Regions from separate parts of the Homo sapiens genome. Here region 1 is linked to region 2. Evidence: chromatin loops called from intact Hi-C (ENCODE). Cell type or tissue: PC-3. All regions are shown on one strand. Links, peaks and the distances in the headings refer to the core of each region. The heading gives the core; the rest is flanking DNA.

Region 1 (5,398 bases), core at 273-5,272, 370 kb before region 2:
GAAGCAGAAGTCTGCATGGAGGCTCTCTACAAGGCCTTGGCTGTGGGTAGTATTATGGTTTCTCCAGAGAATATTGTGTGAAATTATCAGCTGCTCTTGGGTTGAGAGGAGAACAAAATAAATAGAAGTCAATCAATGTGGTAGCAGACATTTGAGTTCCAGCACAGCCTGAGTGGAGAGACCTTGTTAACACGTGGATATTTAATTGACATGGCAGAAGGATCACGCCTTTGACATAAGGCCCACATTATATAATAAGGCCTACTTTAGACTTCCCTAAATCTTAAAACATAGCCAAACCAAAATATATGAGATAGTAAGAACTAGGAGTTTGAATACTCACAAGTTAGAGGAGGTAAATCCATCCTAACACTACATAAATCTAAGCCCATATATGTTTAAAAAGTTCAGTCAATAGTTGCCTAGGGAAGAAAAATCAACACTATGCAGAGAAAGATAACAGAATTCAGAATCTATATATCAATTATAATATCCAAAATATAATAAAAATACCGTTTCTCCAAATAAATATGAAATTTTGACTCATAGCCAAAAAAATATAGCGAGGGAATAGAAACACACTCCAAGATGGCTCAGATGTGAGATTTAGGAGACAAATCTTAGAACAGTATAAGTGCATTCGAGGACTTCAAGAAAAATATGGTCTCAATGAGTAACTATATAAAGAACCTCAGCAGAGAAATAGAAATTAAAAATGCAACAAAATGGAAATACTAAACAAGTGATGCAAGAACTGCAGTGGAAAGTTTACAGTAGGCTTAATAGTAGCTAGATTTTTTTTTAAATGGAAAGTTAAATATAAATCAAAAGGCAGTATTCATTAAGATAACTGGATTGTATAACTCATCAGTTAATTCAATCAGAAGAGTGTAGAATAAAATTTGAAAACAAAACAAATGAAAGCAAAATAGGGCCATATTGACATATGAGCCCTATTATACCAATAATTGCATTAGATATATATGGACTAAACATTCCAATTTTAAGTCAGAAATTGTCAGGCAATTAAAAGACAAAGCACAACTATCAGAGATGTAATCAAGATGTGCTTTAAATATAGAGGTGAAAGTAAGAGGAAAAAAAGATATACCATGCAAACACTAAACAAAAGAAAGGAGATATGGCTGTATTAATATCAGCCAAGGTAGGCTTCAAGACAAGAAATGCTATCAGAGGGTATTTCACTTGCTAAAGAAACAATTTATCAAAAAGACCTAAGACGCCTAGATGTAAATGTAAAAGCTCTATAACAATATATGTAAAACAAAACATCTATGACAACTCTCCAATGAGAGAAAAAGAGACAAATTAATTATCAGGGTTGAGAATTTTAAGCCACTCTTCTCAGTATTTGGTAAAATGAGTAAGCAAAAAATCAGTAAGGATCTGATCAAAACTGTCAACCAAGCTCACTTAATTTTTCATACCACTGGATATAAAAACTACAGAATATGTATTCAAGTGCATATGGAATATTTATCAAGATAGACCATATGTTGGGCTATAGCACAAATCTTAATGTATTTCAAATGATATAAATACAGCAGAGTAGTTCTCTGAAAAGAATGGAATTACATTAAAGATAAAAAATCTAGAACATTCCCCAGTATTTGGAATTATGTAACCTACTCTTATTAAAAGTTACAGGGTAAGAAAATTAGAAAATATTTTCAGCTCAAAGTATTTTCAGCTTGACATATCTTAACACGAGTTTTTAATGAAACACAAGTTCATAAAAAACTTGTGTTAAGATATGTCAAGCTCTCTGAAAATAATAAAATTAAATTAGAAACAAAAAGACTAGACAGTTCCAACATTTGAAAATTATATAACCTACTTGTTTGATTTCAGATGAAGCATTATTGAGATTTATTTAGAGACATAATTTATACAAGTTTCTGCCCAAGGCTTATCTTTGGAGGAAACAGAATAACATCTGTTTATGCATACTCAGAAGAAAGCTCCTTGCTCAACTTTAAAGTTATTTGGTTATAAATGGTAAGATGAAATATTTCCATACACTGTACATATGTATATATATTTGTAATAATGTTTTTAAACATTGTTCAGGTAAAATAATGGTGACAGCTTTGTATTAAGGATACATTTCTAAGTCTGAGAAATAAATTTTAATCAGTATTTTTAAAATGAATATTTCCTTTTAAAATAAACAGTGCTTTTACTGAAACTGACTCTCTCTGTCTCCAAGCCAAGGCAATTTGAAACAATCTGTTTGATAAGTGTCTTCAGTAGAAGAACCCAATTTCCTGACTATGTTGGCTTTCAATGAATAAAAAAAGTCTCAAAGAAAAGATGATATATTTCTGAAATAGAATAAAAGTAACAAAGAAAAGTTGAATCAATTACTGTAGAAATTCTTAGCAAATTTTCAAAAGTAAATTCTTTATAATTAAGTTTTCGAATAGATGCAATACCCAATTTATCCTCTTCCTTTCAAGGGCATGTACTTTTTCTCAAACCTGCTATGAATGTATATAGCTGGGATGATTCATTTTGTTAACCCGAGGTAAACATAGTCACATTTTATAACTTTTCTCTCAAGATCTAACCTGCCCATACTAATAAGGAGTCCAGTCTTTCTCTTTTGTATCTATTCCAAGTCTGAAATTCCGGAATGTTCAAGAATCAAGGAACTTTACTCAATCTATCTATTTTATCAATCAATCAATCAAATTGCAATTTTGATATTAATGATATTGATAAGTACTATAATTTTTTCAAAAGGGAGGGTAATACTTATCCTAGTGAGTATAGGTTGTAACTAGGTATTTTATATTGTAAAATACAGTTTAACCAGTGTGCTGATGAATATACACTTCTAATAAACCGAATGCATTTGGTGAATTTGTCTTCCTGAAAATTTCCCAGAGCAGAGAGCATTTAATTTCATTTATTTGTTCATTCAGTCATTTTTTTCAGTTTAGTCATGCACCCATGCCAAATAACAGGGATTACATGTCTACTGATGACTGAGAACTCAGTTTTACATGACACTTGAAAATTAAAATGATCCTAAAATATATAACATAAAAATCTATCAACTTAACAAGATGTGTAAGAGTTCCAGTTATTAGTATGAGTAATATATTGGAAATATAAAGTTATCTATACTAACAATGCATTTTTTCTTCTTTCTTTTTACTTATCTATTTCTTTCTATTTTATAGACCTTGATCTCTAATTTAATGAACATGTAACAAAAAGCATCTCACTTATGGCAGATCAAGATTTTTTAAAGTTTTATAAATTCATTTGTTGTGATGGTTAATTTTATGTGTTAATTTGATGTGCCATGGGGTGCCCAGATTAAGCACTATTTATTTATTTATTTTCTGAGACAGAGTCTTGCTGTGTTGCCCAGGTTGGAGTGCAGTGGCGCCATCTCGGCTCACTGCAACCTCCACCTCCCTGGTTCAAGCCATTCTCCTGCCTCAGCCTCTGGAGTAGATGGAATGACAGGCACCTGCCACCACATCTGACTAATATTTGTATTTTTAGTAGAGATGGGGTTTCACCATTGTCGGCCGGGCTGGTCCCAAACTCTTAAGCATTATTTCTGGATATCTTTGTGAGAGTGTTTCTGAGTGAGATTAGCATTTGAATCAGTTAGCTGAACAAAGTAGATTGTCCTTCCCAAGGTAGGTGGACATCACCCAATCTGTTAAAGACCTGAATAGAAAAAAAAGAAGAGAGAAATTTACTTTTTTACTTCTGGCCTATCTGCTTGAGCTGGGACATTGGTCTTTTTTTGCCCTTAGAATGTAATTTGCACCATTGGTTCTTCTAAGAGCTAATGCATGCTCAAGAGTATGTTCTCAGGCCATTAGACTCAGACTGAAATTATACCACCAGCTCTCTTGGGTCTTCAGCTTATGGAGGGCAGTTCACAGAACTTCTCAGCCTCCATAGTCATGTAAGCCAATGCCTTATAATAAATCTCTCTCTCTGTCTGTACATATATCTATTCATATATAGTATATAATTTTACATAGTTCTTAATATGTATTCTGTATCCTATTTGTTCTATTTTTCTGGAGAATTCTGACTAATCCACTAAGCATATATTATTAAAAGAAATACTTTCTGGAATAACCAATGTCCAAAACAGCTAAGTGGAAATTCCCTAGTTAATGCAACTTGCAACTCAGTTGACATTTGGTAAAACTAAGAAGTAGTGAAAATGTTGTCTTCTATCACTATCAGTAATGTGCAGTCCATAAGAATGATACTTAGCTCTAGGGCTTTAGAACTGACAGTCATTTCTTTGATAATAGAAGTTTTAAAATGTACCAGTTCTACAAAGGTAAGTTTATTTAGATGAATTTTTTTTTTTTTACTGTAGATATTGGGACTTAATGAGACATGAATTATAAAATTGAAAACAGTTTAAAATCTCTACTTACAATTCATTCAGCCTATTGAAATTACAGTATTCCTGCTGGGATAGTTATTAAGGTATTGTTTTTCAGCTCTGAACTCACCTTCCATTTGCTTTATGATTCTGCTCCTGGGATTCTGAAAACTATATTCTTCCTTTGCTGTTAAAGTATTCCAATAGGGTACAATGGAGAGAAAATAAGAAGCAGGAGGTACGAAAAAAAAGTGCTGCTTCCATTTTTTTTTTTTTCTTATTAGAGTCATCTCAGTAAAGGACCTTCCTATAAACAACAGCAATTTGTTCTAGTGTTTATTTTTTCCCTCTGCTACTTCCAGATTCAGCCTTTGGAGGGTACCAGCAGCAGTCAGGCGGCGACCTCTTCAGAACCTGAGGCTCAGGTCCAGGCCCTCACCTTCACACTTCTAGCTTCTGATAACACCCGATTCCTCCTTTATTGCCCCAGCCTTAGGAGATGGAGCTGCTTTGTGCAATTCCTATTTATGACTAAAACTTTGTACGCATAGATTTCACAGGTAAAAGAGATTGTGATAACAATACTTGTTATCATTTATCTTTTTGATAATAGCCATCTGAATAGGTGTGATATCTTGTTATGGTTTTGAATTGCATTTCCCTGATAATAGTTATGATAAGCACTTACTGGCCATTTTTATATCTTGGCAAAAATGTTTATTTAGGTCCTTTGCCCACTTTAAAATTGGGTTATTTTATTTTATTTTTATTTTTACTCTTCAGTTGTTTGAGTTCTTTGTATATTTTGGATATTAACCAACATATGCTGGTTTACAAATATTTTCTTCCATTCCATGGGTTGTTTCTTCATTGTGTTGATTGTTTTCTTTGTTGTGCAGAGGATGATTTTTGGTTTGACACTATCCAATTTCTGTAGTTTTGCTTTTGTTGCCTGTGCTTTTGGGGTCATATCCAAAAATTATTTCCCAGAACAATGTCAAGGAG
Region 2 (5,398 bases), core at 150-5,149:
AAAGAAAATGAGGAATATTGACAGAAGTCACATTACTTTGTAATTGTAGCTAGAAATAGCTTTATTTAATGCAGTAAACAAGTGTCAGATAATTCACAAAATAGTTTCTAATAGAATGAATAAAATAAAAATAAAAGAGTTGACATGTTAGCTTGAGAGACCAATGGAATAATTCAGCATTTTTATAAAATAGGTTTTTTTTAGTGAAAACAAGGCAACTGGAACTTCCCATATTAAAGGAATGTCTTGGTGCTGATCAAATGCTACCAGGGAACAAGCCACTCTACCTCTAAGCAAGCTTTCTGGAAATTGTCTCAGAGTTGTGATTTATAAAATAAGATTAAAAATTGTTTGCACAATAACTCAAACCAGTAGTATATTTTTAACCAGAACATCATTTATTTAGTCAATCTGAGGCAATTGCAATTTTATGTAATCAAGTTAGACTATGATTCATAAGGTTATGTAGACTACAACCATGCTGTAAGTGGTAATAATAGCCAGTGTGGACACATCTCAGAGGGGAAAGATATCTAGAACCACCACTCATTTTCCATTCCAGTAGGCAGATGAGAGAGACTAGAGAGCCCATTAGAATGAGAAACAATGAAAAATTGTTTCTAATGAGGATATTCCTTCAGCCTACCCATAATTTTTATGGACATGCTGACCAAATTTTCCTATCATTCTTAGCACTTAATGGTTTTGGAGTCATTATACTTCCTCTCAGATATAAACTTTGATTTCATGAGTGCACAAAATACTTTTAAATAATTATCCTAAAAGCTTGTTTAAGGCATTCTTGGATATTTTTCCATAAAAAGAATTAATCAGTACATAAATATTCTCTAGAAAAGGAACTTGTGGGAGCTTTAGAAGGGCCTAACACTGTAAAACACTCTAAACACATAGGAACAGCACCCAGGACCACCAAAGTACTTAGTATCATGTGAAAAAGTTGCTCTACTTATGGCAAATGTGTTGTAGTACTAGGCTTGATTTTATTCACTTCCAATACCAAAGGGGCAATTCTTTATTTAAGAGAACAAACCACATGGAATTTTTCTCCATGTAATGAAGGAAAACAGTTGACACAGACACTGAGATTAACTAAGAGCTGCAAGCCTAGGAAGTAAGTTGATATTCAGCTAGACATTGAAATACCTGTTTTCTCCCAGGATTTATTTATCTCACATCTGCTTAAACCTAGTATTTTTTTAGTGAATCAGAAATATGATCCAGGCAAATAAGAAAAATTTCAGTAAGTTGGAGTGTAGTGATAGTCAAGTTGACTGATTATAAGAAAGAAGCCACTATGGAACGTATACAGCATAGATGTACAGATGTGCCTCACCCCTCCCATGCCACATTAAACTTACTATAAATGTCTATCTGGGGTTGAGACCTTCAATATCTTAAAATTCCACAGGTATTTCTTCAGTGCACTGAGGGTTGCAAACCACTGGTCTAGAAACAATTAAGGCTGAATTAAGGAAATCTTGACAATGAATCCCCATCAGAATATACCTTATTTTAGAAGTTACGATTCAACAGTCATAGTTTATTTTGTTGTTGAATATTATCTTACATAGAACTTAACTCATGTTGACAGCATGTGCTAACTGCAGTCACTGCAAGGAGGAAAAACAATTCATATGCCTAGTCGGGGTGAAGCTAAAAAAAATGACTTCCCTCATTCAAAAGTTGAAAGAGTTGTGAAATATCTTTAATGAAAAGACAAAGACCACTGATTTGGCTTATATTATGAAAAATATTTTAATGAATTTTCTAAAACTTTTGAAGCATTGGGAAACCTCTGGTTTTTCTATTGCTTGCCCTTTTGAAATGTCGGACTGTGGTGTGGATGAATAGCCTTCTAAGATGCATGGGTTTTGCACATGATGTTTTGTGTGCCTACACAGGGACAATGCCTATATAGATACAGAATGAATTTGAGGTTTTCAGTTGGGTATTTTCTTCCAGGTGCAGTATTTCCATCTGTGATAATGTGGCTTTGTGTGGACCTCATAAGACCAACACATCTAATTCTCCCCCCAAAAATGGTCAAGGTCATGCACACTATATTTTATGGGTTTTTGGGGTTTTTCTCCAAATTCATATAGACATTATGTGTGAGTCTAAAAGATATCTTCATAAATCAGCTGTAGAGCATGAGAAGGGTGGTCAACTACTATCCAAGGGGCATAGAAAATAATGAGGGTAGCTTTAATTTGAAATAGAGGTGTTAATCTCAGGTCCCAGGGTAAGCATTGTTTCAGGATTAAGCATAATCCAATATTTCTCTAATATAAGATTTTTAATTTTTAATTTAGTAAAGTTACCTGGTGATATCTTATAATTGTGCCTTTCTCAGAAAAATGTTATCAGCCTTGAAAGTACATTTGAATCATTAGCTATGACTTCATCCCCAGAGATTTTGATTTAATTGATGTTAAGTAGGGCCTGGGTATGTTTTGCCTTGTTTCATTTTTGATATTTTAATATCCCAAGGACTTCAAATATCTTACAATAATAACATCTATATTTATAGATGTTGGTTTATAAGTGTATAGAACCTGAAAATCTGTACATAAAGGAGTGGTTCAACCATATTTACATGGATATCATAAGATGTATTGAGGGAAAATAAGTAACATGCAGGACGGGCATTTCTGACTCAGGATGAGTAACAGTGTCAGAGTTTTGCATTTTTTTATTTAAAAGCTCTCCTTATCTTTATCATAAAATATGTAACAGAATTTTATAGTGTTGGGATAGAACCGAAATTGGAAAAAATGTTGATATTTTGCAAGGAGAGAAAGGACTTTGCCCTTTTACCTGTGAGGAGTGCTTAATGTGTCTATTTTAAATTATTCTCATGAATTTAAATTTCCAGTTCCAAGAGTGCACATGGTGGCACCTATAACATTTTCTAAGATTTCCAAAATACTATAAAATATTCTCATGTTCTCAAAGGCAGAACCAGCCTTTTAAAATTTAATTTAATCAGCACTTTAAAAATTATCCTATGAATTGATGGGTGTAGACTAGATAGTTATCCCTAACTATTTTTTGTCTCCTCATAACAGAATTAAATCTTTTTAGCTATTGCTATGTGTCTTGCCTGTGCATCTAATGGAAATTGTATACATCCTTGCCTCACTGATTTAGGGCTTGATAATATGACATAATTTGACCAATGGGATGCAAGTACAATAAATTTAGCTCCATCCTGGCAGAAGCTTCAGTCATTACATAGTTTGGTTTGGGTGCTTTTGCTTTTCCCCTAAGTCATGAGAGAGCAGACTTGCATGTTAGAATAGGGAGACAGATGGAACAAAACCACAGTAAGTCTGCAGTCTTTTAAAAAGCAACATAACAACAAACCTTCACAATCACAGCAACCCACAGCTGACCCTTAGTATGAGTTAAATGGCAAAATATATTGCTAGTAACACTAGACTTATTTGCTATACAGAATTGCTACAGCAAAAGTATAGACAGTTATTGACAATATATATTTAGCTATTGATAAAATGTATCCTAATATTAACAATAGATATATGATTCAAGGGCATACCAAACACATCACCTATTGACAAACACCAGGTCTGGATACGTATCTATTTATATTTCAATGGGTAAACAATGGGGAAACAGGAGCTTACCATAAAAACAAAACAAAAACAAGGCATAGTAAGCATTTTAAAACCTCAAAAGAAGAAAATAACTCCTAAAAAGGAAAAATTTCTTGGCAATATCTGGAATCATCAATATAATGTAAAACATATATCTTATTAGGAAATAGAAGCAGAAAACCCTTAGGAAGGAATTGACCTAGATAAAAAGACAACAGGAAAAAATACACAGAGAGAAAGTGAAACAATGAAGAATTGCAAAGCAACTGAAACTCAAGAGCAGAAATACATTTCACATTATGTGTATTAAAATGCAGAGTTGACACTATGTACATTTGATCAGTGATGTGTGTGGAAAATGATAAATCTGAGTAGAAGAATAAAGTCAAGAAAAGGATGAGTTAACACCTACTGACTACAAATACAGAGCATAAAACTTAAATTCTAGAGATTCCCGAGAAAGAAGCCAGAGCAACTAAAATATATGGCTGTATTGAAGAAAATTATTCTGGGCTTGGAAAAATAAACTGAAGATATATATTTGTATCTGTATACACGCACATACACTTTAAAAATAAATCCTGACAACATCCAGAAAGAAAGAATACAGTTTATTAACTAGAAAATACACACTTCCACTAAAAGATATCTACACCCTTTCCCATAGTCATTTGGTCTGGTGTTGAAGTCAGATCCATGAAAATTGTTAACAGCATTTCCTAGGCTACAATCACTGGTCACTGGTTCAGATCAGTTCAATCAGAATTTTAAAAAGATTATTTGTTTGATTCTTTGGTAAAAACAACCCTTTCTCTTGTTCTCTCACTTGCTCTTTCTTTCTGTCCCCCATCACCCCTCTGCCTAAGTAAGTTTCTTCACCAGAGTGGTTGGCAGTCATATTATAAAAATAGATGAGTCGAAATCTCAAAATTCTCCTGGCATTGTGGAAGCCATAGTAGAAGAATGGAAAGACACAATGTTATTGAGGGCATTGCTAAATCAACTATGAAGTCAGACTTCCTATGGAATTTATAATCAATTGAACCAATATATTGCCTTATGGTATAAACTTCTATTCATTAATATTTATATTATTTTTAACAAACATTACCCGAAATAAGACCTGTTCTCCAACTGGCAACTATTCATTTTCGATTTTTGAACAAGCTACGAGACCAGTCTTTCCATTTGTTGGGTTACAAATAAAAATTGAGGCCCTTTGAGTAAGGAAGGTGTATTATAGATAATGTCAGTCCAACATAAAGATAATTTTAAATGATTTTGATAAATGTGGTGACAAACCAGAACACAAACAATTAGAAGTCATTCTTTGAAGTTCACTCACATATTGTAAAAAAATTTTTGAAAAAAATATCTGAAAAATCAATGCTGAAAAACCTATGACAAAATAAAGAAAATACAACTATATAGCAAAACAGATATTCATAAATATTCATAAAAATAAATATTGATATTTAAAACAGATGAATAATCAATAATGAAAACATCACCATCAATGGGTAAATGGATAAAGAAAATGTGATATATATGCACACATGGAATACTATTAAGCTATAAAAAGGATAAAATCCTGTCATTTGCAGCAACATGAATAAACTTGGGAGATACAATGTTAAGTGAAATAAGGCAGGCACACAAAGACAAATACCGCATGACCTCACTCATGTGGAATTGGTTGATATTATAGAAGGAGAAATTAGGATACTTGTTACCAGAGTTTTGGAGAGGAGGTAAAAGGA

What was found. Peaks named below come from ENCODE experiments on the same cell type or tissue, not always from the same donor. Only the 100,000 strongest peaks of a DNase experiment are listed, where the experiment ranks them.
Region 1: a loop joins it to region 2, with 2.0 times the contacts of the local background. A loop is called at or near these places in 1 of 110 quality-filtered maps.

Annotation. Positions count from the first base shown.
Region 1 is chr10:64,591,732-64,597,129 of GRCh38, forward strand. The region is part of intron 4 of LOC124902439 (a long non-coding RNA gene); the gene reads left to right. All of the region lies in intron 2 of LOC105378335 (a long non-coding RNA gene), which reads right to left. Among named protein-coding and RNA genes, the nearest start is that of LINC02671, 330 kb to the right of the region's middle. In PC-3, for the core only: no CTCF peak of the experiment used is centred there; no DNase peak of the experiment used is centred there.
Region 2 is chr10:64,957,428-64,962,825 of GRCh38, forward strand. No RefSeq gene overlaps it. Among named protein-coding and RNA genes, the nearest start is that of LINC02671, 36 kb to the left of the region's middle. RefSeq lists an enhancer at 2,189-2,358. In PC-3, for the core only: no CTCF peak of the experiment used is centred there; a DNase peak (open chromatin) is centred at 2,664.